2 separate regions of the Homo sapiens genome follow, and region 2 is linked to region 1. The links are chromatin loops, found by intact Hi-C in ENCODE. Cell type or tissue: endothelial cell of umbilical vein. All regions are shown on one strand. Links, peaks and the distances in the headings refer to the core of each region. The heading gives the core; the rest is flanking DNA. Region 1 overlaps DYM (dymeclin). Region 2 overlaps DYM (dymeclin).

Region 1 (11,144 bases), core at 1,512-9,511:
ACTCTTTCAAGCATAGCCCTCTGGAGAAAAGGCCACTTCCCTTCCCCCGCCAAAAAAAAAAAAATTTTGTTTTTTGTTTTTTTGTTTTTCCCAACAGAAGAGTTTTTACTACTGGAGACCCAAGAGCCCTAACTTGCTTTTTAGTGGGAAGAGAGGAACTGCCTCATCTTAAACACATCCCTATGTATATTAGTCAGCTCAGGCTCATAACAAAATACCATAGACTGAGTGGCTTAAACAACAGAAGTTTATTTTCTCACTGTTGTAGAAACTGGAAGTCCAAGATCAAAGTGCCAGTAGGGTGGGGTCTAGTGGGGTCTGGTGAGGGCCCTCCCCTTGGGCTGCAGATGGCTGCCTTCTCACTGCGTGTTCACAAGGCCTCTTCTTAGTACGTGCACAGAGAGAGAGATCTGTGGTGTCTCTTTGTATGGAGACACTAATCCTTTTGGGTCAGAGCCTCACCCTTATGACCTCATTAACCTTAATTATTTCCTTATTCCAAATACAGCGATACTAGAGGTTAGGGCTTCAACATAGGAAATTTGGGGGAGACACATACATTCAGTCCCTAACACTGTGCATCCCAAATTATTTCTGAGTTCAGTTCAATTAAATAAACATTTTTTGAGACCCTGTTAAATGTACAGGCACTACGCTAGGCATCAAAGAGGCAGAAGTGAACTATCCCAGGCTCAAGAACTTAATATTTAGTGAAATAAAATGTATATAATTAACTTGAAAATGTGGTAAATATTTTTCTAAGCTACATTTTGAAGGGTGAATCGAAAATTGCCAGGCAGGTTTGTATAGGGGAGGGAAGTGAGTGTAGGCCAAGCAGTTAACGGAGGAACAGAATGGAGTGTGCAGGAATGATGAGCGGACTGATGTGGAGTGAAGTAAAGAGTGATGGGCACAAATTTAGAAGTGCAGGACTGCCTTGTGGTGTTTGTCCTTCCTGATGGTGCCACAACGTTTTCTGGAAAAGTAGCAAGTACCTAATATGTTGATTTTCACAATGAAGGATAAGTTTTAAAAGACTATCAATGACTGGCATTTACAATCTACAATAAGAGACTAGTTGTGCAAATAAAATACAGTGATACAAATCACTTAATTAGTGGGATTAGGTGAATAAAATTTCCCCTCAAATACGTAGTGTTGTATTTAAAAAATCACAGTGAAATTTAAAATACTGTGGTTATCAGAGATGGAAAAAAAATGTGCAATCACCACTTCAAGTAAGGAAAAACATTACATTAAAAATCTTTGGTTTTCTCCAGTGTTCCTTAAGTTTCTACGTAAAATATCTAAAACTGTGGGGTTTTCTTCACACAGATGTTCAAAAATCACTATTCACTTCCAACCAAGATAGAGTAACAGAGACTGGATTTACCCTTCTGCCTGAAACAACAACCAAAACAGACACAGTATATAGAACAGGGACTTTGGAGACACTGGGCATCAGGCAACAAAAGAAACAAATCCCTGAGAGATGTTAGCAATTGAGGGGAGCCCTGTGAGTATTGAGAGTTCCCAGACCACTGTTCAGAATTATAGCTAATAAGCCAACAAATAGAATCATAAAAATACTCAACCCAAAAGAAGGCAGAAAAATGGAAAAAGGGGAAAAAAAGAATCAATAGGACAAATGGAAAACTATAGCAAAAGGATAGATATAAATGCAACCATATCACTAACACCAGCAAAAGAAAGCAGGAGGGACTTATCAGGCAAAGTGACTTCAGAGAGGAAACATCACCAGAATAAAGAAAATTATTTCATAACAATGAAGGAATCAGTGTATCAAGAGGACTATTATAATCCTAAATGTGTACTTTATAACATACACATTTGAAGCAAAAACTAATAAAATTGCAAGGAGAAACAAATTACAGTTATAGTTGGAGCTTTCAATATATCTTTGTTATTAACTAATAGAAAAAGTAGACAGAAAATGAGTAAGAGTGTGGAAGACTTAATGCTATCAAACAACTTCACCTCGTTGACATTTATAGAACACTCCAACCAATAACAGCTCCAGCCAAAACATTTGCATAGGAACATTTGCCAACAAAGACCATATTCTATGCCATCAAACAAGTCTCAGTAAGATTCAGGTTATAAGATTCAAGTCATGGAAAGTTTGTTTTCTGACAACAATGGAATTATAATAGATATCAATAATGGATAACTTTCTGGAAAATCCCCATATATTTGGAAATTAAATAACATACTTCTAAATAATCCATGAATCAAAGAAGAAACCAAAAGCGATTTTTAAACTAAGTGAAAATGAAAATGGAACATATCAAATGTTGTGGGATGGCTGCCACTAAAGCAGTATTTTAAGGGGAAGGTATAGCCTGAAATGCCTATATTGGAAAGAAAGAAAGATCTCAAATCAGTGACTTCAGCTTTCACCTTAAGAAACTAGAAAAAGAACAACAAATTAAGCCCAAAATAAAATAAAAATAATAAAAAGCAGGAATCACTGATATAGAAAACAAATGCAGTAGATAAAATTAAAACCAAAAGCTCATTCCTTGAGAAGATCAACAAAAATGATAAACCTTTGGCCAAGATTGTATGTGGAGTAATTTTGGGCTGTATCTTGAACATATGATGGTTACACAGATTAGGTATCCCTAATCTAAAAATCCAAAATGCTCCAAAATTCAGAACGTTTTGAGCACCGACATAATACTCAAAGGAAACATTCACTGGAGCATTTTGGATTTCAAATTTTTGGATTTGGTATGTTCACCTGGTAAGTATCATGCCAATATTCCAAAATTTGCAGGAATTCAAAATTAAAAACACTTCTGGTTCCAAGCATTTCAGATGAAGGAAATTCAACCTGTATTGTGGGGACTCTGGACAATTCTATTATAAACCAGCTGGTTTGTGTCTCGTAAAACAGAATAACATGTTCTCTTTACTGGGGGATCAAGGATTAAATTAAAATGCATTTATGTAAAAATTAAAGATTTTTTCATTGGCATATAAATATAGTTCTGAGTGATCTCAAAATCATGCTGTTCCACGGAAACATTCATTTTGCTTTGGGTTTCTCTCATAAATCATCTTAACTTTTATCCTTGACTTTTTCTTACCAGAGCACATCTCTTTTGTTTAAAATACCCATCTAACTCCAACACGACCTTGACTCTAGATGGTTTGCTGCATTTCATGACGTGGTATTTCCAGTGATTCTCCAAATCAGAAACTGCATACTAACGGCCTGCAGCCTGGACTCAGGCTAGAGAGGTGCTGTGTTTGGTTTGCACAGTTTTTTTTGTTTGTTTGGTTTTGGTTTTTTGAAGTTAGAATTTGTTGCTAACATATAACAAGTTGGAATAGCTGGCAATGCAGAGCCCACAGTCCTCCATGCCAGAAATCAATTGGAACTGAATGGTGACTTTTTCCATAGGTTCTCTCTTAAGGGTTTTTACATTAATTCCCTCAATTTAACCATCACAGCAACTCTTAACTGCCACCATCATTATCACCAAGTATAAGGAAACTGAGTCTCAGAAAAATTAAGTGTCAGAAATCCCATGAGCTATTAAATGGAGGAGTGGGTGTTTAAATACAAATGTGTCTGAATTAGCCTATATTCCTTTCTGCATAACATCAAAAATGAGGTTATTTTATCTTTCAGTTGAAAAATCATTGGTATCCATAAATATTATATGATGCTAGCTGTAGTGCCCCAGGTATCAAGTTTATCATGTTAAATTGTGCAAGGTTAAAATTTACAATCATTTATCAATTTTCTTTAAGTTCCTTAATGTGGAGTTTACCATAGGCTACTTTCTCATTTCTAGAATATTGACATTTGTTGCCTGTACTGTCCATATAGGTTACTGATAAATAATTGAGAAAGGTGTTCACTTTAACATTGTTTTCCTATTTAAATTCTTTATTTAATATGATTCCCATTTATGAAAATAACAACTAATCACTACCAGAGAACGAGGATGGGCACTGACATCTATAGTTTTCTGGTTTCAAAAGGAACACAGAAATTAAACTTCATTTTGAATAAAAGCTGTCCATGATTTAGATAATAATTTATATCTCTTATCAAGAAAAAAGTCTTCCTTACAAAGATAGACTTGTATATTCTAGCTTAATAAATATTTACTTTTTGACTGAACAGATTAGATTCTTTAATCTGGGACTGTTTGTTTCTATCTAACTAGCATTGTTATCAGACTAGAGTTAGGTTTTTCCATACAACAGATCACTTGACAAATAATTAAATACATCTATTATACAAAAGTAAACTGGAATTAAATACTAACATTTATAGTCTAGGTCATGTAATTTCCTCTACCAAAAGTAAGGAAAATATTAACCCTCTCCACTTTAGTATAAACTTTAAAGAAGTTCAACAGATTCATGCTTTGAATAAAGTATCTTTTGCTTTCTTTTTTTGCCTTAAGTGGAAATGATGGTGCTGGTAGTAAGAGATTATTTTACTGTTGCTATCTCTGCTGATTAAGAATGAACAAAATATCAAAGCATTTACATACAGAGGAAGCAGTAGATACTTCGTGTTAAACAGACCTTGGGCAATTTACTTTCCCTCAGCTCCCTTCTCTGTAAAATAGGGATAGTAATATCTACCTTATGTTGACAATGATTTCTCTAAAGACCCAATCCTGTATTTGTTGTGTAATAGATACTCTATAGATGGTAACTATAAGCCTATTCATCGTTGTTGTCATCATCATCATCATCATCACAACAAAATAACTTTATGGTTTTGACAGACCTGAAGATATATTGTGTGGTAACTATATATTCCAAGTCAAAAGTTGTGACATGGTTTGTAAGCAAATGGTAGAATCACATTAGGTGACATTTTAAGTACTCAGTATATCAAGAAACTTTACAGTAGGTGTCTTAAATTGGACACTGTTCAAACAAATTAGAAATGGAGACACTCTTTAAGCCTAATAGATCTTTACTGAATATTGGTCAAATCTCCTTATCAGTTGTAATTACAGTACAGTGAAAAGTCTGTGTAACCCAAAGCTACTGAGCTTCAGATTTTAAATAACTCATAGCAAAATAAAGTTCAGTAATAGTCTCATACATGAAGGCAGTGAGATCATTATGGAATGGAAAGAGCACTGGATTGGGAGTCAAAAGACCAGAGTTGTTCTGGCTCTCAGAAAGCTTTGTGACTGTGGTCTAGTTGTCACCTCTCTTGTTTTTCATCAACACTCAAAGAAGGGAGCTGGATTACATTGTGAAGATCCCAAATATAATGTATCAATGCCCTTCAGTGTGCTGTAATGGGAATTAACTGTAGCTTTTGAGCCAGCAGAGGGAGCACGAAGCATGAATTTATGTCTGGGTTTTAGGAAAATGGGGGCGTGGTGGGGGGGTTACATGGTTAAACATTAATTACAGTTCTTAAAATAGATTATTTCCTATCAGGTTATACCCAACTTGATTTGATCTATAATATTATCTGGAGATGGTGGCATTCTTAAAACTACTGATAGAATTCTACCTCTGTAATTATCGGTAGTTATAATAAAGGACTATATTCCAAAAGTACATTTAATCCATGGTTATTTCTGAGGATTACTATCGTTTATTTTCTCTATTGTTAGTGTATTTTTATTAGAAAGAATTATAATTTTATCATTTTGGAAATATTCTGTTGATATTGAAATAACTGGGCTATTTGAAACCATAAGAATCTTTAAGTGATACATCATTTATCTAGCATTCTTGGGAATTGTGCAGTTCCACATATTTTCCAAATAACAAAAGTATGTTTCACTAAAGCGCCACCTTAAAAATGTTAGAAAGTATTTGGGATAGAGATCTTGCTATTGCAGACTTTTAGGAGTTTGAAGTAAAGACCTTACACACATTTGAATCTTTTTCTCATTGCTGCAGGGTTGTTGATTTGAGCATGTACTGATGTACTAAACCATAGTGGAATTCTGAGTTTGCTCCTTCTTTGATGTTGAGGCCCATTTTTCTCTTTTTGGTCACACTACTCTTAGATTTTTCCCATTTCCACATATTCCCATTCTGGTTTTCCTTTCTTCTTTGTTGCTTTTATTATTTAGAAGCTTTCACTGAGGAAGCCAGTAACTGAGCTTTCTGAGAACTGTGTTAAATTAAGATTCTAATTTAAGGCCTAAGGAGTTAAATCCATGGCTTTCCTATAGGCATTGATAACAACTTCATTCATGGAAATTGTTCTCTCTTTGTGGTTTCGGTTTATGTATTAAGAGGTTGGAAAGGGAGCTACTTCTTTATTCAGGATGAGTCACAGTAGAGATGGGTTTCTTATGAAGTTACTGTAAATATATGATTGGTTTTGTGGTTTTTCTAAAAAGTAGTTTTAGAACTTTAACTCAAAGAATATCTTATCCACCAGTCAGTAGATAGTTTATTTAAAAGGAAAATGAGGGATCATTAACCCACTGAAACCATTGGTATATACAGGAGGCATTGTGGAAGTGTTAAAAGAAGAAAAGAGGAATGGACATCTGTGCCCTTGAACTTGTATTCACATAAGAAATGAGACAAACCTACAAACAAAAGATAAAGGAAGACATGGGAAAAATGTGTAGGACAAGTATAAATTAATAATTAGGTACACAAAGATCAAAAGGAAGTTGAAATAAATGGATAAAGTTTTTACAGACATAAGATTTTTTTATAGTGATGAAGCTAATAGGTGTTGAAAAAAGGCATTTACCAGTAAAGACCTATAATTCCAGTTAAGGCTTCCTGTTCCTATGGCCATCCCAAAGACTAATTATATTCACTAAATTAAGATTAAGGGCTAAGCAAAAAAGAAATTTCAAAGTTCCAGTTGAGATTCTCAAATTAAGGGTCCAACACCTGGGAAATATTTTGGCTATCAATTGTGTTATAACGTAGTTATAGGTACTCTGCAGCATTTCCCCAAAGTTAGCAGTATCATGTTTCCTGTGACTATCTTTGTAAAATCTGACATATAGTAAACATGCTTTATTTGGTAGGTTTCCCCTGAGAGGAAATTTCTTTACACTTAGGAAGTGCCTTATGACCTGTGATAATAATAACTTCTACCCTGCCATCCTGGCTCCTCTTGCACTCACTGTGAGGTCATTCCACTTTCCAAATGAATTTTCTCTTTCAATGTTATTTCGATCCCAATTATTCCCATAAATTAGTGACACTGTGCCATAGGATTTTTAAAAAACTGGACAGATTTGCTATTTCCTTGGTGTGCAATTTTCTCAAGAGACTAAGAAAGGGTCACCGAAAAAGACAACCAAACTTCTTTCAAGTCAGAAAATCTCTTTCTTTACAGAACATAATTTTCTAATAGAGAAAATACCATAAAACTTCTAATAAGATCGATATCTTTAGAATTGCATACTAATTATAAAAAATTAGACTTTCATCGTAGTTTAGTTTATAAAGGATATATACATTTTTAAAATCCATTGTCCATGAAATATGTATAAAAGGAGTAAAGTGCTTTTTAGATAAATTACCAATTTTTAATTTTGTAATTTTTGCTAAATAACATTTCTGACCAAATCTAGTCAAAATTGGAAAGAAGCCAAGCACAGTGGCTCACACCTATAATCCCAGCACTTTGGGAGGCTGAAGTGGGAGGATCATTTGAGGCCAGAAGTTCAAGACCAGTGCGGGCAACAAGGCAAGACCTCATCTCTGCAAAAAAAAAAAAAAAAAAAAAGCCAGGCTTGGTGACACGTGCCTGTTGTCCCAGCTATTCAGGAGGCTGAAGCTGGAGAATCACTTGGGTCCAGAAGCTTGAGGCTGTCATGAGCTATGATTGCACCACTGTACTCTAGCCTGGTCAACAGAATGAGACCCTGTTTCTTAAAAAAAAAATTGAAAAAAAATGTGCTTATGTTAAAAACACAAATGAAATTTGCATGAATGTTTTTGTGGAAAATGAAAATAATTGTCTTTAAGCTAATGTTAGATTCTCTTATTTCAGTCTCTTATAAATTTGGTAGTATAGTTACCAGAGTGTATATTGACAGATTGTGTATTTTACCTATTATTTTCAACATATTTTATCAGTAATAATTTTTGTAACATCATTTTTTAAGTTGTTAGCCATCTTTCAGTTTTCTTTCTATGTCTTCCACATTTTGACTTTAGTTACCTTAGCTAGGGGAAATTCAATTCCTGAGTTTCAGCATTTTTTTAAAGAAACATTGTTTAGTCCAATACTTTGCCATGTTGTATGACTAGTTATTATTGGGTTTACATATAATTTTTGATTATGCAGTCATACCATGAAGGTCATACTGAATGTTGTACTATAATTTTGAGTTCTTGCTAAGATACATTATGTGTTTTTAGGATTCTAGGATTGGCTTCTCCAGTTACAATGCAGGGTGTGCCCTTTTGGTGGGAACCTCTTTCACTAAATATCACACATATATTTCTTTGTCTTTTGCTTTTACTATATATAGAGTTTTTGAAGAAGATGAGTTATTGTGTTTTCTTTATAGTGTTGAAATATGGAGCAGTAGGTTCTACTAGAACATGTGTGGTGCTTAGTGTACTGATGGACACATCTGTTGTCCATGCATTATGCTGTGTACTGCTAGTCACAAGACATTTGCATTTTAACAAGCATTACTTGACAGTCAGCAAGCTGGTGGTGCTGAGTTTTGTTATTTTGTTCTCCACCTTTTATTCCATAAAATCAACATCATTTTAGCTCTTGTCCTGGATGGAAATGAATTTTAAGCTAGTTATTATAAACCTAAAATAATGTTTATGGTTAGTAAGGCAATTAAATGTGAATGAACGGGCAGTTTACCCTGCCCTAACCTTGCTTCTTTGTATAAATGTCAGTGTTCTTAGTAAAGATTGTTACGTAATTAGTCTTTCCTTCATTTTAACTTTTGGTCCTTAAAGATAAGATTTTTAAACTAAAATCAACTAAGACTGCTTGTTTCTGATTTTGTAAGGCAAGAATACCGACGTCATTGCAGTTTCTTTTATTGGAGTAAGAACGATAGAAAAGAAGATAAATCATCAATTAGTAGTAAGCATATTTTAGACCATGTTGTGCGCAGAACACTGTCCAAGGATCTACAATCAAGGCCTTAAATGAACTTGGCATTTGGAAAAATACATGTTTACAGTACAAATATGCATTACACTTGTGTGTAGCAGTTTAAGAGCAACTATGAAGCCGCATATTGAAGCAAACAAATAATTAAGATGACATAATTTGATAGAGAAAAAAAGCTTGGGAAGTTACTATTTCTATTATAATCTGCAAGTAAAAAGAGACAAGTTTCATAACATGAATTTGTTCTGTCTTCGTCGGCTTTGATGTTTTTTTCTGTTATGGTGTATTAATCCTCACATGTTTTCCGTATTTGTTAGAACCATCGTTATCTGTCCCTTTCTTCTTCAGCCTTTTCCCTCAGTTCTCGCTCTCTCTCTGTCTCAGCTTAAGTTCACTTCATTCTCTCTTCTTGCACATGGGTTTTCTCTGTGAAGCTAAGCGTGACCATAGCCAACTCCGGGATTACGTCTTTACAATCTTCTAACCAGAGAGAAAAAGCAGCTTTCTCACCCTTTCTAGTTAGTAAAATCCTAGGGAATATTTCCAGCTGGCTCAACTAGAGCTTATATTCATTGACCAATCTTTGTGACTCAGGGAATGAGCCTGTGTCATAATCTCACTTTTTTCAGGAAAGTAGTTTCTGTTTCTGAAAGTAGGGGGTGAGAGTGAATCATATTGGACAAGAAAAATAGCCATCATAATTAATAAATCTCCATATAAGAGATAATGAAGTAGTGTAATGAGTCCATGGTCTAGACTCGGATTACCAGGCTGTGAATTCTAGCTCTTCCATTTATGAATAGTATAGTCCTTGGCAAGTTAATTTACTTCTGTATGTCATCACTTATAATGTGATGTTAATAATAATACTGTCTTCATTAAGGAGCTGTATATTTAGTTAACAAATGTAAAAGGTTAGAGAGATGTGTGGCATAGAGCACATTCTCAGTAAGTGCTAGCTGCCATCATTCTTATCTACATCATCATCATAGAAAAAGATACCATTGGGACCCATCCTAGGAATTGTAAGTCTGGTTTAACATGCCATAATCAATCAGTACCATCCACTATTTTATTAGACTTAAAAAGAAAACTATATGATCATCTCAGTAGGTACAGAAAAAGCATTTGACAAAATTCAATGGCCATTTATGAAAAGAAATGAAACCAGCTTTCACATAACAAGGAATAGAGGGAATTTCTTCAACCTGACAAAGAGCATCAATGAAAACCTTACAGCTAAAATCATACTTAGTGAAAAATGATACTTTTCCCCTAAGATCAGGAAAATGGCAAGAATATGTACTCTGACCTTTATTCAGTATTGTACTATAGGTCCTAGCCAGTGCCATAAGTCAAGAAACAGAAATTTTTAATATCCAGATTAGAAAAGAAGATTTAGAACTATCTTTTAAATTTTATTAACTATTTAGCTATTTGCACAAGACATGAATATGTGTTTTAAAAGTCCTAATGAATCTACAAGAAACCTACTAGGATTGCTAAATGAGTTTAGCAGGATCATAGGACACAAAAAGGTCAGTATATAATAATTTTATTGTTGAATTTACTGTTAAATTTGTTATTGTCAGCATATAGCAAATTTATTTCTACATTCTTGCTATGAACAATCAGTAATTGAAAAATAATGCCATTTACGGCAGCATCAAAAATATGAAATAACTTAAGAATAGACTTAAAATACATTCAAGACCTGGTACACTGAAAACTATAAAACATTGCTGAAAGAAATTAAGGAAGACCTAAGTAAACAGGGTGATTTTATCCTCATGGATTAGAGACTTAGTATTGTTAAGATCCTGAAATTGATCTATACGTTGAACACAATCCTAATCAAAACCTTACCAGGTGATTTGGTAGAAAATGACAAGTTGATTCAATATTATACAAAGGACCTAGAATAGCCAAAAGCAATTTTGACAAAGCCTAAGTTGGAAGACTCACACTACCTGATTTCAAGATTTACTATAAAGCTGGTGTAATCAAGACAGTGGGATAATAGTGTATGACAGATTTATGGACCAATGGAATT
Region 2 (11,144 bases), core at 2,148-10,147, 240 kb before region 1:
TTTCTCCTTCACTTATGAAGCTTAGTTTGTCTGGATATGAAATTCTGGGTTGAAAATTATTTTCTTTAAGAATGTTGACTATTGTCCCCCACTCTCTTCTGGCTTGTAGAGTTTCTGCCGAGAGATCCGCTGTTAGTCTGATGGGCTTCCCTTTGTGGGTAACCCAACCTTTCTCTCTGGCTGCCCTTAACATTTTTTCCTTCATTTCAACTTGGTTGAATCTGACAATTATGTGTCTTGGAGTTGCTTTTCTTGAGGAGTATCTTTGTGGTGTTCTCTGTATTTCCTGAATTTGAATGTTGGCCTGCCTTACTAGGTTGGGGAAGTTCTCCTGGATAATATCCTGCAGAGTGTTTTCCAACTTGGTTCCATTCTCCCCGTCACTTTCAGGTACACCAATCAGACATAGATTTGGTCTTTTCACATAGCCCCATATTTCTTGGAGGCTTTGTTCATTTCTTTTTATTCTTTCTTCTCTAAACTTCTCTTCTTGCTTCATTTCATTCATTTGATCTTCAATCACTGATACCCTTTCTTTCAGTTGATTGAATCGGCTACTGAAGCTTGTGCATGTGTCCCGTAGTTCTTGTGCCATGGTTTTCAGCTCCATAAGGTCATTTAAGGGCTTCTCTATGCGGTTTATTCTAGTTAGCCATTCATCTAATCTTTCTTCAAGGTTTTTAGCTTCTTCGCGATGGTTTCGAACATCCTCCTTTAGCTCGGAGAAGTTTGTTATTACCGATCTTCTGAAGCCTTCTTCTCTCCACTCGTCAAAGTCATTCTCCGTCCAGCTTTGTTCTGTTGCTGGCGAGGAGCTGCGTTCCTTTGGAGGAGAAGAGGCACTCTGATTTTTAGAATTTTCAGCTTTTCTGCTCTGGTTTCTTCCCATCTTTGTGGTTTTATCTATCTTTGGTCTTTGATGATAGTGACGTACAGATGGGGTTTGGTGTGGATGTCCTTTCTGTTTGTTAGTTTTCCTTCTAACAGTCAGGACCCTCAGCTGCAGGTCTGTTGGAGTTTGCTGGAGGTCCACTCCAGACGCTGTTTGCCTGGGTATCACCAGTGGAGGCTGCAGAACCGTAAATATTGCAGAACAGCAAATGTTGCTGCCTGATTGTTCCTCTGGAAGCTTCGTCTCAGAGGGGCACCTGGCCGTATGAGGTGTCAGTCGGCCCCTACTGGGAGGTGCCTCCCAGTTAGGCTACTCAGGGGTCAGGGACCCACTTGAGGAGGCAGTCTGTCCATTCTCAGATCTCAAACTCCGTGCTGGGAGAACCACTACTCTCTTCAAAGCTGTCAGACATGGACATTTAAGTCTGCAGAACTTTCTGCTGCCTTTTGTTCAGCTGTGCCCTGCCCCCATTGGTGGAGTCTACAGAGGCAGGCAGTTCTCCTTGAGCTGCGGTTTGGGCTTCCCGGCTGCTTTGTTTAGGTACTCAAGCCTCAGCAATGGCAGGTGCCCCTCCCCCAGCCTCGCTGCCACCTTGTAGTTTGATCTCAGACTGCTGTGCTAGCAGTGAGCAAGGCTCCGTGGGTGTGGGACCCTCCGAGCCAGGCGTGGGATATAATCTCCTGATGTGCCGTTTGCTAAGATTGTTGGAAAAGGGCAGTATTAGGGTGGGAGTGACCTGATTTTCCAGGTGCTGTCTGTCACGGCTTCCCTTGGCTAGGAAAGGGAATTCCTTGCACTTCCCTGGTGAGGTGATGCCTTGCCCTGCTTCGGTTCACGGTCCACAGGCTGCACCCACTGTCCTGCACCCACTGTCTGACAAGCCCCAGTGAGATGAACCAGGTACCTCAGTTGGAAATGCAGAAATCACCCGTCTTCTGTGTTGCTCATGCTGGGAGCTGTAGACTGGAGTTGTTTCTATTCAGCCATCTTGGAACCTCCCCCCAAATTTTAATTTTTAACTTTATTGTATACAATTGGATTGGGCCTTAGAAGTTTACCTTAGTTTAAGCCAGGTGTGGTGGCTCTTGCCTGTAATCCAAACACCTTGGGAGACCGAGGCAGGTGGATCACCTGAATTCAGCAGTTCAAGACCAGCCTGGTCAACGTGGTGAAACCCTATCTCTACTAAAAATACAAAAAATTAGCCAGGCGTGGTGGCGGGCGCCTGTAATCCCAGCTACTCGGGAGGCTGAAGCAGGAGAGTCACTTGAACCCGCGCGGCAGAGCTTGTGGGGAGCTGAGATCGCGCCATTGCACTCCAGCCTGGGCGACAAGAGCAAGACTCCATCTCAAAAAAAAAAAAAAAAAAACGAATTTTAACTTAGTTTATAATTAATCTGATGGCTTGGATTAGATGTATTTTATATTGAAGTGGTTACTTATTCTTGCTTCTGAGATCCTTGGAAAATTAAAGGTGGCTGTGGATTGGTGAGAAAGGTCATACTGGGGATGAGCTATAGCATCAACAACTTTTGAAATCATTTCCTTAATCCTTGCAGAATTATCACTGAGTACTGCTGCTCATGTGATAGTGATACGACTTAGAGGAAAAGAGGGCGAAATGGAGAGCATGATTTATTGTCCAAAATAATTTTTCTTTTCACTTATGTAAATTCTAAAGTAATTTATAAAGCTATTCCAAATTATAGTATATGGTTTTTACATTGAAATATACTAAAGTAGACTTAACTAAATAGAGATATGTACCATGTTTAAGGAATAAGGAGACTATTGTAAAAATGTCACTTCTTTTCAAATTGACCTATAGATTGAAGACAATTTGAATTAAAATTCTGAAAGCCTTGTTTTGGAAGATTGGGGGATCTTGATAAGTTTATTCTGAAATGTGTATGAAAAAGTATAATGAACAAGAATAACTAAAATACTTAAGAATAAGAATAAATGTATGTGTATGTACTTGATTTATGTGGAGCTGGCATTTCAGTGGGGAAAAAGATGAACTTCTTAAAAAATAGTGACGGGAATAATTTGTTAGCCATTTTTGTCGACCTGTGCCAGTGCCTCACAGTTTAAGTTATTATGGCTTTATAGTTTGTTTTGTTAATTATTATTTTTACTCAAATTTTATTTTATTTTATTTTATTTTTTTAATTTTTGAGACAGAGTCTTGCTCTGTCGCCCAGGCTGGAGTGCAGTGGTGCAATCTCAGCTCACTGCGACCTCCGCCTCCCAGGTTCAAGCAATTCCCTGCCTCAGGCTTCCGAGTAGCTGGGATTACAGGTGCCTGCCATCACGCCTGGCTAATTTTTGTAGTTTAGTAGAGGTGGAGTTTCATCATCTTGGCCAGGCTGGTCTTGAACTCCTGACCTCCTGATCCACCTGCCTTGACCTCCCAAAGTGCTGGTATTACAGGCGTGAGCCACTGCGCCTGGCCACCATTCTCTTTTCTTAAATCACCCAGGTGATTTAAGAGAAACGTATAAAGGGATCTTAGAAAGTGAAAAAACTGTAAAGTAAATAAACTGCATTGTAAATCTGTGAGAGTATATTTATAAAGGTTTCTTCCCACCCCCACCGCCACAAGTGAGTTTACATGATAGAGGTTTCATTTGTGGTGTTGCATATACTTTTGGTCTGTCACTTTCTCTTTGGCACTGCCCTGCTCCTCACTGATGGTATTTGATATTTGACCTTGGGACTGAGTAGGCTTTGAGGTAGCAGGTGCCCCCTTGTTGACAGAGTCAGGGGCCAAAATTACCTAGTTCATGAATTATTCAGGGCTAAGATGAATCTCAGTAGAGGAGACTCTGAATCTAGATAATTCTGAGATTGTTCACTCTTGGAATTCGTTAGATACATATGTGCCGTCTTCAAGTAAAGTCCATTTTTGTAGCCAAAAATCGATGTTTGCTGCAATTTTTAGAAATACTAATAAGGCCTTTAGGACGAATCTAATCCTTCCTTACTATTAACTGTTTTTAGCATCAGAGTAATCAGATTTTGTAAGAGTTTCCAGGTGTGGTTCTAAAATCTTTCTTAAATTATTTAATAGTTTTTATTTTTTCACCCTGTTAAAATTAGTTGTGCAGCAAAGATCTGAAACAAAATGAAGAATAATTAAAGACTAAAGGTTAATAATATACACTGTTTTTTTCCTAAATATTTTAAACTACTTATATGACTGATTTTATACATGTTTCTAAACTACATAATAGCAACAAAAATGAAAAACAGACCTGTACTTATTATTTTTTGGTTCATAGGCATCTGAGGCTATGGTGTGTGTGAACATAATCGTGTGTCATGCTTATCATTGAGAACTGCTGGACCAGATGACTTATCTCTGAGTATCAAACTGTTATTCATTTATTTGTTTCTCAGGCTATAATAGTTAGCTGGATATATGATGTCTCTTGTCCTTAAAGGCTTATAATCTTTTTTTTTTTTTTTTTTTCAGACAGAGTTTCACTCTTGTTGCCCAGGCTGGAGTGCAATGGCATGATCTCGGCTCACCACAACCTCTGCCTCCCGGGATTAAGTGATTCTCCTGCCTCAGCCTCCCCAGTAGCTGGGATTACAGGCATGTGCCACCATGCCCGGTTAATTTTGTATTTTTGGTAGAGATGGGGTTTCTCCATGTTGGTCAGGCTGGTCTTGAACTCTCGACCTCAGGTGATTCGCTTGCCTCGGCCTCCCAAAGTGCTGAGATTACACGCCCAGCCAGAGCTTATAATCTTATCTGTAAATCAGCAAACAAGTATGGTGAAATATGATAAAGGGTGTTATAGAAGAATTGCATTTTATGCATATGCAAACAAATATGCACATATATCCCTTCTCTTTTTTTGATAAATAATAGCATGTATATTATACACACTTTTTCACTTTGTGCTTTTTTTCATCAGTTATATCTTGAAGAGCCTTCTATATATTAACTTCCTCACTCTTTTTAATGGGGGGGCATATATACCAAAATTAATTGGATTTACCATTTGGGTTTTACCATTTGGATTGCTTCCAGTGTTTTGTTATTACATATAATGTAGCAGTGAATAGCCTTATACAAGCTGGGAACGGTGGTTCATCCCTGTATTCCCAGCATTTTGAGAGGCTGAGGCAGGAGGATCTTTTGAGACTAAGAGTTTGAGACCAGCCTGGGCAACATGGCGAGACCCCCATCTCTACAAAAAATAAAAAAATTAGCTGAGCTCGGTGGCTTATGCTTGTAGTCCCAACTACTTGGGAGGCTGAGTCAGGAGGATTCCTTGAGCCCAGGAGTTCAAGGTTGTAGTGACTATGGTCAGGCCAATGCTTTCGCCAGCCTGGGCAACAGAACAAGACCCTGTCTCAAACAACACCACCACCAACACCACCGCTACCACCTTATACATATGGGTAGAAGTGACTTCTTGTACTATAAAGGAAACGTGGCCAGATGACTTCTAGTAATGCTTCCAGTTTGTGTTGAGAGGAATGGGAATCAAGTGTAATAGGTTGGGAATGTAGAAATTGCTTCCCAACATAGTTCATGATGCTTCAGGGTAAATTGATAAGGCTGCTTGGGTCTAGAGTGGTCTGGGGCTCTGAAGGGTGTAGGGGCTCTAACTATGAAAGGCTGAACTGGGAAATAAAAATATGTCCACCTGTTACCTATTTTTGGCACACTTGTTAGAAAGCTGAGGATTAGAAGTAGGGTCCCTTGTAGGCTCTTGTTGAGTGGATTTGGAGAAAACATTGTTTCAGAGACATTATTTTTTTAAGTAGGGTGAGTAGGTGGAAAGTGCAGGAAGAAAAACTAGGGCAGGAAAACAAAATCTGAGACATCTGCAGCAATATACCTGTGATGTGCTGAAGGTCTGAATTTCTATTACTGTGTAGGAAATGGAAAGTCCTACATCTCAGTAAGTGTGTGTAACCAGCTAACAGCAGTATAGAGAATAATATCTTTAAAAAGTTCTTTTGTTTTAAATTAACACCTGATTTGAGTGTTAATACTTAATGAGCTTAGAGTTCCAGATTTGAGAGCAGCTCTGAGCAGTATAGCAGCAGCCTGAATACTCTTCTCCAGAGGAATTGTTTTGCTAAAAGGTGCAGTGACTTTGGGTGAAGTGTGAAGAATGGAGACCATGTAGCATGGCAGGGGGAACATGGATTTTGGAGCCAAACTGACCTTGCCTGAGCTCCACAACTGACTAGTTTGTGAATTCAGGAAAGCTGCTTAATCTCACTGAACCTGTTGTTGCTTTTGTAAAATGGAAATAATAACCCCTACCATGTAGATTCATAGGGATGATGAAACACTATCATGCATGTAAAGTGTCTGACTTTGCTCTTCTTTCAAGGAGTAATTACCTATTAGTTTACAAAGACCTAGGACTCTGTCTTGAGAGTTAGTCTAAAATATTTGAGGAATGAAAATAAGCAGCAGAAATTTAACCAATTTTCTGATGACCGCTTTATCTTGATGATTGAAAGTCCTGTGCCTCTTTTGAACTAATTGTTCTGCTGTTTTAAAAATTAAGCCAGACAGTGATTATAGTAATAGTCATCTTTGTGTATAAGCAATCTACCTTTTTTTTTTTTTTTTGAGTCAGAGTTTCGCTCTTGTTGCCCAGGCTGGAGTACAGTGGCACGACCTTGGCTCACTGCAGCCTCTGCCTCCCAGGTTCAAGTGATTCTCCTGCCTCACCCTCCCAAGTAGCTGGGATTACAGGCACATGCCACCATGCCTGGCTAGTTTTATATTTTTAGTAGAGACAGGGTTTCACCATGTTGGTCAGGCTGGTCTCGAACTCCTGGCCTCAAGCAATCCACCCACATCAGCCTCCAAAAGTGCTGGGATTACAGGCATGAGCCACCATGCCCAGCCACACCCTACTTTTTATAAAGGCTACTTTTCAGAAAACTTTACTGTGTTACAGAAATTGTATTATGTGTACTGAGCACTAGATGGTGCTCATATAAGGCAAAAAGGGCAGCTCTTGGCACAGTCACTTAAAACTAATTTTTCTAAGTACCAAAGTAATGCATGTTCATTTTTAATACTTTAAATACAGAAAAGCACCAGGAAGGCAAAAAAAAAAAAAGATAAAAATAATAACAACCAAGAGTAACTTGTTAACATTATGGTGTATATCGTTTTAATTCTCTCTCATTTTTAAAATTTTTTTAATTTTTTTTTTTTTTTTTTTTTGAGAGACCCAGTCTCACTCTGTCTCCCAGACTGTAGTGCAGTGGTGTGATCTCAGCTTACTGCAACCTCCACCTCCTGGGTTCAAGCAATTCTTCTGCCTCAGGCTCCTGAGTAGCTGGGACTACAGGTGTGTGCCATGCTCGGCTAATTTTTGTATTTTTGGTAGAGACAGGGTTTTGCCATGTTGGCCTGGCTGGTCTCAAACTCCTGACTTCAGGTTGAAGCAGGAGAATCGCTTGAGCCCTGGAAACAGAGGTTTCAGTGAGCTGAGGTCATGCCACTGTACTCCAGCCTGGGAGACAGAAAGAAACTCCACATCAAAAAAAAAGGAAGTATTTTTTTGATTAATATACCTAAAAAAATAGTTATGGAATGTCTTCTAGTTGCTAGGGACTGTTTTTAAGGACTAAAAACATGAGTGACAAAGTCCCTGCTCTCATGCAGTTTATATGTTACTAGAGGAGATGAGCGATAAACAAGTGAACAAATAAATATGTTAAGTCATTTCTGGAAGTGTCAAGTGTAAGGAAGAAAAGCGAAGCGGAGTGAGGTGATGGAGAGCAATAGCTTTAGGAGATTTCTTTAGCCAGAGAGTCTCTGGGAAAGCAGCATTTGAGCAGAGACATTATGATGCCAGGGAGTGAGCCATGCATGTTTTGTGGAGAGTATTCCAGGTAGAGGGGCAGCGAGTGTAAAGAGGCTGAAGTGGAAGTAAGTTCTGCTTGTTAGAAGAGCAGCAAAAGGCCCGTGTAGCAGAACAGCCAACACGAAACAAATAACATAAGGACTTGGCTGTGTGAAAGATCTTATAAGTTGTATGGTATTCCAGAGATGAGCCTGTTTCATTATCACTATTTGGGAATTGAGTCTAGTCTGCTATAATTTACTAACTATCCTATAATATGGAAAGATTTTATTCATGTTTTTTTTATTGTGGTAAAATAAACATAAAATTTACCTTTTCAACCATTTTTTAAATTATTGTTTTTTCGTCTGGTCCTCTTGACTCTTGTAACCTTTTCAACCATTTTTAATTGTACAGTTTAAAGTACATTCACAGGGTTGTGCAACCATCCCCACCATCCCTTTCCAGAATATTTTCATCACCTCAGATAGAAATGCTATACCTATTAAACAATAACTTCCCATCCTCTCCCTCCAGTTTCTGGTCACCTCTATTTTTACTTTCTGTCTCTATGAATTTGACTACTCTGGGTATTGTCATATAAGTGGAATCATACAATATTTGTCTTTTTGTGACTGGCTTATTTCATGTAGCATAATGCTTTCTTTCTTTCTTTCTTTCTTTTTTGAGACAGAGTCTCTCTCTGTTGTCCAGGCTGGAGTGCAGTGGCGTGATTTTGGCTCAATGTAACCTCCGCCTCCTGGGTTCAAGTTGTCCTCCCGCCTCAGCCTCCCAAGTAGTTGGGATTACAAGTGTGCACCACCATGCCCGCTAATTTTTGTATTTTTTAGTGGAGACGGGGTTTCACCATGTTGGCCAGGCTAGTCTTGAACTCCTGACCTCAAGTGATCTGCCTGCCTTGGCCTCCCAAAGTGCTGGGATTATAGGCTTGAGCCACTGTGCCTGGCCTAGTATAATGCCTTCAAAGTTCATAATCCATGATGTAATTTCCTTCCTTAAGTCTGACTAATTACCCATTGTAGTTATATACCACATCATATAATGTTTTCTAAACTTCAGTTTGCTGTACTCTTATCCTTTTAAAGGGCTTCCATTTCTCTTTAGCATTGTTAGTTTCCACTTGTCACTTTGACTTTTCTTTCAGGGATTTTTCTTACATGATAAAAAATTTAATTCTACTGAGATAAATGATAAAATAGAATGATAAAATGATATAATGATAATATAATTCTGCTAAAAGGATTCGCTAACGTAAGCATCATTGTTACTTTACCAGTTATTTATTGAGCTCACTGTTTGTCAGATGCTGGACCCATTGCTGTAGACACCTCCATTTTTTTAGTTCTGTTATTGTTATTCAAGTCTATTATTCCCACGTGTGAGAGAACTGAGGCCTAGGAAGGTTGTCTAAAGCCACACAGTGAGTAGCAAGTAAGGACCAGATTTAATTTAAACCAGGTTTATTTGTCTAAGTCCAGAGAGGAATTCCGTTGACCATCATGCCACACTGTCTCCTTGGGAAGCACAGGCTAATCTGAGACCCAGTTTCATGTAAGTACTAAAGAGCTGCAGCATTAAATCGTATGGTAATCTTTGAGAGTAGAACCACCAGATTATATGTTCACATTTTCAAGCATTTTTCAAAGCTGCAGATCATAATCAGAGGAATCTTGAGTGCCATCATTTACAGTGATCACACAAGCTGATGGGTAATCTGTTTAGTATTTTCACCTTGCCTTGAGTAGAGTGTATCTTCTCTCTTTTTAAGCAGAGCTGCCTGAATGATCCTTTGTCAAAGTTTCTTAGTCTGTTTCCTCAGTTGACACACAGGAAGAGAGACTTTTGTTTAATTAGGTCACGTTTTTAACTGACAGAAGCAAGTGATTGTAAAATTACTTTCTTCTTTGAATCTTTGATGCCTGTCTCTGTTTCTATATTTTTAGGCTCTTTGGCACACTTTATGTTCAATTTTATTAGAACTTTTCAAGTTGAAAAATCTGCTCTGTTGTAGAGGTGGGCCTGGGATCGCTGCTAAACCATCTTCTAAATTCTGTTTTAACTTTTTCTTTGTAGGTTTGCTTGGTTGGTGACCAAAATAATGTACTAGGCTGTTTTACTCAGGGAATAAATAATTTGAGACTTTTCTTGGCATCTTATTATATTTTTCAAATTGAGGGACCACAAGAAGTTCAGTTTTTACATCTTGAGTCAAAACCTTTATTTCCCATTCTTTCATTTATACCTTTCTATGCAAAAATCATTTTAGAAGATGCTTAAGTTTTCCCAGGATTAATCAGTCCCTTAAACTAAAAGCTTAAATGGGGGAAATATATCCTTTAAAGCATTAAAGTAAAGGGACATGTAAGTTTTACTGCAGGTGCACCCTTGATTCCTCTTCTTTCTCACTGTGTTGGTTGGAATTTTTTTTTTTTTTTTTTTAAGTCAATGTTTTTCTCTTTCTTGGGAAAATAAACACCGTATTATCTAGCATAGTAGTTGCTGACATTTTGACATTTTAATAGTTATATTTCCTTTCATTTTGGCAGTTGAATGACAGCATATACGATTGTCTGTGAATCACATGAATGTAAACACCTTTTTGGTTCTGCATGGGTGCGTTAAAAATTGCTATAATTTATATGCAGTTTTTGTCCTTTGACTTTTTCCTATTAATAGGTCCTCTTAAAACATTAACCTTCCCACAGTTTAACCACTGAATTGGCTGATTCTTGTTAGTTTTGTGAATGATTTCTGTAATTCTCTTTGCTAAGGTAAGGGGGAAAATGTCTTCAGAAGTGCTTCTGTCCTTTCCTGAATCGTTACTTGTTGATTTTTTCAGGTTATATCTTTGACTAACATTATATATTTATCAGAATTTGTATGTTGTTGGCTGAAATTGACATCATTAATATAAAATGTCAGTTTTGAAAGAATTTTATGGCGGAACTTTCAGCTGAAGGGACTAAGGATTTTCAGTGTTTATGTTATGAAACTTACAGTTTGATTGTTCAGCAAACCTGTGTTCAGAGGTCTGTTATAACTTCTCCCCCAACAATTTTTTTGCCTATCTGCTTTTCTTAAAAATATTTGAGCTATTAATTTCTCACTTTTCATTATTGAGATTCATATATGAGAACGGTGTGCCTAAAAGTAAAATAAAACCAGTCTAAATTACAGAAAACTGTGAAGTAGGGAATACTTAATTTAAAATTTTAGCTTCCCGACCACACTATAGTTTATGATTTCATAGCAGTTACAAGAAAGTCGTCTATCATCTTACCATTTTCCTTATTAGATTTAAAATTTTGTTTTCTTCCAATTCTTTATAATTCACATAATTTTTGCATGATTGGAATTATAATGTAGATATACTTTTTATAATAATTTATGTG

What was found. Peaks named below come from ENCODE experiments on the same cell type or tissue, not always from the same donor. Only the 100,000 strongest peaks of a DNase experiment are listed, where the experiment ranks them.
Region 2: it touches region 1 in a loop (2.9-fold over the local background); 7 of 110 quality-filtered maps call a loop at or near these places.

The regions. Positions count from the first base shown.
Region 1 is chr18:49,173,160-49,184,303 of GRCh38, reverse strand. All of the region lies in intron 14 of DYM (dymeclin), which reads left to right. Among named protein-coding and RNA genes, the nearest start is that of MIR4744, 130 kb to the right of the region's middle. In endothelial cell of umbilical vein, for the core only: a CTCF peak has its summit at 5,320 (motif pointing right); a DNase peak (open chromatin) is centred at 7,103.
Region 2 is chr18:49,411,284-49,422,427 of GRCh38, reverse strand. All of the region lies in intron 2 of DYM (dymeclin), which reads left to right. Among named protein-coding and RNA genes, the nearest start is that of DYM, 44 kb to the left of the region's middle. In endothelial cell of umbilical vein, for the core only: a CTCF peak has its summit at 6,847 (motif pointing right); DNase peaks (open chromatin) are centred at 6,867 and 8,747; H3K27ac peaks cover 1,497 bases.